Regions from separate parts of the Mus musculus genome. Here region 1 is linked to region 2. The links are chromatin loops, found by intact Hi-C in ENCODE. Cell type or tissue: heart. All regions are shown on one strand.

Evidence for each region. A loop is a pair of places that touch in the nucleus more often than their neighbours do. Peaks named below come from ENCODE experiments on the same cell type or tissue, not always from the same donor. Only the 100,000 strongest peaks of a DNase experiment are listed, where the experiment ranks them.
Region 1: it touches region 2 in a loop (7-fold over the local background); 9 of 42 quality-filtered maps call a loop at or near these places.

The regions. Positions count from the first base shown.
Region 1 is chr8:119,668,439-119,670,938 of GRCm38, reverse strand. All of the region lies in intron 1 of Wfdc1 (WAP four-disulfide core domain 1), which reads right to left. Gm32352 (a long non-coding RNA gene) reads left to right here and starts at 3. Exons shown (of 4, transcript XR_388091.3): 1 at 3-291. In heart, a CTCF peak has its summit at 1,434 (motif pointing left); no DNase peak of the experiment used is centred here; H3K4me3 peaks cover 485 bases; H3K27ac peaks cover 1,259 bases; H3K27me3 peaks cover 130 bases.
Region 2 is chr8:119,603,983-119,606,482 of GRCm38, reverse strand. Taf1c (TATA-box binding protein associated factor, RNA polymerase I, C) reads left to right here and starts at 1,277. Exons shown (of 15, transcript NM_021441.3): 1 at 1,277-1,348; 2 at 2,105-2,243. The coding sequence starts at 2,106. In heart, CTCF peaks have their summits at 21 (motif pointing right) and 1,178 (motif pointing right); a DNase peak (open chromatin) is centred at 1,292; H3K4me3 peaks cover 1,313 bases; H3K27ac peaks cover 1,197 bases.

The sequences.
Region 1 (2,500 bases), 64 kb before region 2:
TGAGGATGCGCCAGCCCTCCACGGCAGGTCACGGGGACAGAACTCAGGAGAGGCTTGGGCCCTTCCCAGGGGAGCTCGGAAGAGCAGAAACTTCAGCTCGGGCAGTGTTGCCATCAAGTGCTCATAGGAAGCCCCTCTAGACCTTTCTGAGCTCGCCTCTGCCCTGGGGAATGTAGACACCCTCTGCCTGCGCCTATGCACTTCAGGCTCTCAGTCAGATCCGAGTCTGGCCCAGTTCCAGACATGAGCAGACCCACGCCTGATATGACGCAAGGGAGACCCACCCCTAGGGTAAGCCCTCTGCATCTTTTGTCTCCTATGAAAGCAGCTGGTGAGAAAGTAAACAAATCTTGCTGATAAGAACAACGGGAGCAAAGAATACAAAGATATCACGGAAGCAAGTGTGGGAGGTGGGGCTCTAGGAGAGAGGAGAGGCCCAGATGACGCACCCATGCAGGTAGGGGAGGTTCTACAGTAATGGGCTGGGAGGGGGGTCATCACCCACAGCTGCTATGGGCCCCACCCATAATATCTATGACATACATTCAAACACATGTACATGAGTGTGTGCTTGCATGCATGCACATACACACACATACACATGTATACACACACATACACACACACACATGTATACACATGCATACACACGCATACACACACACAGGCCCCACCAATAATATCTATGTGTACATCCCTACACATACATTCAAACACATGTACATGTGGTGCATGAGTGCACACACACACATACACACATACACACATACACAACACATACACACATACACAACACATACACACATACACACATACACAACACATACACACATACACAACACATACACACATACACACATACACAACACATACACACATACGCCTGGTCTTTATCTGTGTATAGATGTTTTGCCTACACGTATGTCTGAAACACAGTGTTCCTGATGCCTGCAGACGTCAGAGGTGTCAGGTTCACGTGGAGTACCTGCTGCTGTGTCTATACTGCCGAGGAGGGAAGCTCAGACAGATGTCAACCCTAGGCGTTCTTCGGGGTCTCACTTGGAAAGACATGGTTGGCGTTCCTGTCTGACCCCTACTGGGAGTCGCTCAAATGAACCCGCCTTGATCTGGGAAAACTCCAGTCCCCAATACAAGCTGCTCCCTTGAAGGAGCTCAGAGGCGGGATGGACCATGGAAGGGAGGTAGGCAGCATAGCCCAGCAGGTTTTAATCATTGTCTCACTTCTGTGGCCAGGGCTGTCCATCCTAGTGTGGCTGAGTCCAGGCCACCAGCACAAGGACAGGAGAAATAAACAGTATGGCCTCGTGACCCACCCCAAGTCCACAGATAAAGATCTCAGGGGCAGTAATAAACCAGCCAAGTCCTCAGTGCTATGTCTGTGCAGAGCGCCCCCTCCCGGCCGGGAGCTAGCGGGCACTCTAGCCGAACACCTAAGCCGACCAACCGGCAGAGGGAGAGGTTTGTTTGGGCTCAGGATTTCCGAGGGCTCCCTCTGGATGTCAGCTCACTGCTTTTGGAGAACATCTCGGAGAGGGGATGAGGGAGCGGAGCCAGGAAGTGGGGAGACAGCAGAGAGGAAGGGGCGGGTACAGATCCCTTCAAAAGCTTGCCCCCAGCAAGTTATTTCTTCTACCAGGCCCCACCCCCTCATGTTCTCAGGGTAACCTGGTCTCATCTTGACTCTCCATCCAGATGTTAGGGGACTAACGCATCCAGTCCCAGGACTGTGACCTGTCAATCACCTTCCTCAGGCCCCTCCTCTCAACACTACCATGTTAGGGACCAGATCTTCATCAACACATGTGTCTTTAGAGAATATTTCAGACCAGAAATAATAATAATGGATAATGAATTATCCATTGTAGACATACTGGATTTAACTTTTAACTGTGATTCTGAAAAAACAAAACAAAACAAACAAACAAAAAACAACAACAAAACTGCTTCCCTTAAGGCTAAGCCTGCTCCCGGATACCTGCAGAAGGGGTCCCCAGGCCACAGCCATCAAGAGCTCAGCACCAAGTTGTGTGAGGGGGTCGAGGCTGTGGCCATATCTTGCCTCAGTGCATGTGGGCTGCCATCTCTTCTGGCTACCCAGTTAAAGGTCCCTCTGAGGCCCAGAGAGGACGGCGAGTGGCCCAAGGCTGCACAGCAATTAAGAGGCAGATGCACAAGGACCCATAAAACTCTTGAGTCACACACAGCCTGGCCTTCCCCAGGGCGGGGCATGTCCCCCAACACACACACACACACTCTTTCTTTCCTCTGGCACGCACAGCAGCAGTCTGAACACCAGGGAGGGGCCAATTCTGCAGATAATGCAAAGCCCGGGGATTGTGTCCCATGGCAGCACGAGGTACAAAGAACCTGGACCTGGGAAAAGCAGCAAAGTCCCTTTCCTTGCAGCCTGCCCTTTCCCGCTGGCCTGCGCCGCCCCACCCCCACCCCTCTCATCTCTAGTTAGACTCTGGCGTTGGAG
Region 2 (2,500 bases):
ACTGTAGCTGTCTTCAGAGGCACCAGTAGAGGGCATCAAACCCCATTACAGATGGTTGTGAGCCACCATGTGGTTGCTGGAATTTGAACTCAGGACTTTGGGAAGAGCTGTCAGTGCTCTTAACCGCTGAGCCATCTCTCCAGCCCTGTGAGGGATTTTCTTAATCAGATTATTTGAAGGAGGAAGAGCCATCCTAAATCACCTTCTGGTGGCAGCCCAGATAAAAGAAATGGAAAAAGAAACCATGATTTGTGCCTGCTGGACCTCACCCTCACCGGCAAAACCATTTATTTTATGGCATTGCTGAAGTTTTCCTTTCAGTATTCAAATCAATTTCTTTAGGATTCCAACAGAGACTGAAGCTCGGCGGCTCTTTAGGAATGGCCCAGGACTACAGCACCAGATCAGAACTGCTGAGACAACCAGCCTCGTGGACGGAACAGTACCAAATTCTCCTTGCCATTTCTGTCATAAGACAGCTATTATTGAACTACGCAGATCACAGCCTGTAAGCCGGTCTAATAAAATCTCCTCTATTCCATACTCATTCAATCAGTTCTGTTCCTTTAGAGATCCCTTAATAAACTCAGGAACACAGATTTTTCTCCCTGAATAACTTGCTCCACCATGAAGACCGATTTATGAAGTTCTGATAATTACAGGACAAAGGAAAGTCAAACCCAAAGAAGTCGTCAAACACATTGGCGGGAATGTCATGTAGGTAGGTTGCAGTGACGCAGGAGAATCTGTTCCTTGTCTCGATTCTATCTGAAGATATTCTTAGCCTCCAGGCGATGGAAAGCAAGTGGTCAGCAGAGCCACGCGTCCTAAGTTTTACGCGATAGTGTCAGGACCAAGGCAACTTACAGGCAGAGCCCAGGACTCGCTGCATGCGAGCGAGTTTGAACAGATCCCCCAAAACTCGCAGGTGCACACACAAGGAATATTAGCTTGAGAATGACAAGCTAATATTCCCTCCTGGCCCCTGTTAAAGCCACACATGCACCCAGAGGTGTCTATGAAGCGGATTCTAGGACTTGTGGGTAATAAATACAGTGCGTGGCTCATCGGAGGTGCTCACTTGTTCGTTGAGAGGATCAATTCAAGCTTCTCAACACTTTTGTGAAATAGGATGGAAATTTCATAGCTTAGGCGCCACGACCATGCATATTGGCCCTCAGCTCTGCAGGTGGCGCTGGAGGACTCGGTTAGATGATCTGGGGGCGGGACTTCCTGTTTCTCGGGCGAACTTCCGGCCTGATCCGGAAAACAGTTTAGTCTGCTCCAACAGTTGTGGGTGGCGGCGTTGAGGTTCGGCACTCTGGCTCCTTTGCGGCCCCGGGGTCAGGTGAGGCTGTTGCGGGAATGCTGAGAGCACGTGGCAGACCACGTGGCTATAGAGACTGGTCGATTACAGCGCTGAGGCTCGTCCTAGATGCTGGCCACGAGGGAGGGCGGTCCGGGAACACTTGTGGTTACTACACACCGGTTTTCAGTTCAGACTCTAAATTCAGCGCCTTCACGTCTTGTCCAGCGGGTACTAGTGCTCTGCTGGTGCTCTTATTGCGGATGTTAGATTTAATTTTTACTAAAAATGAGGGCTGACTTGACAGTTACTGCTTCTAAAGAGTTCCTGCATTTATTCAGCCCACGGGCATTTTCGGAGAAGCCTGTGTTTGGCAGTGGGGAAGCAGGAATAGTACGCAGCCCATGTCCACAGAGGGGTGGAAGAAAGTCAGCCTGCTACTGTCATGCGCAGCGCGTTGATGAACGCTCAGCCTTCATCGGCATCACTTGGTCCTCCACACTCTCCCCTTTGTATATTCTGTGGTTGCTTATCTCTTTGGCACTTTACCTGCCACGAGGCCTTTTGCGATCACTTTCTCCCCAGCCCCTCTTCCAAGGTGTGAGCAGAGATATCTGTCTGGCTGCCCTCAAGAGAGTGAGCAGTCCTTGGGCAGCCCTGCTGACGCGCTGGCATTAGGCATAGTCTGGTCTTTATCTGCTACCTTGTAGTGGTCTCCCCTACTGTGTTCTGAGAACCCTGGTGCACTGTTGAGACTCCTAATGAAGGCGTGTGTAACGTTAGATACATTCTCTCCAGGATGGACTTCCCTGGCACCCTGCGCCCTTCATTGTTTAAGGCCGGTCCACTTGGCATGACTGATGGCCCTGACCTGTCCTTCATGTGCAGCTGGAGAGATGCACTGACCCTGCCAGGGTCCCAGCCACAGAACTGCAAGGTGAGGATGGAAATAGGGTCCTTTCCTTGGTCTGTTCCTCCTCCTTGCTCACTTATTGGGAAAAGAGGTCTAGGCAGCTGCTACTTGAGCTGCGCACCGGTTGCCCTGCTGTCCAGACAGTGTCTCTCAACAGAGGCTGTGGCTCCTCTTTCCTCGCTCCCTCTCCCTGGGTTCAGCAGGTGTTTATGTGTTGGGGTCCTTACAGGCCCAGGAGCCCAGCATGAGGAAGTCAGGCAACCCCACCTAAGGGACTTCCA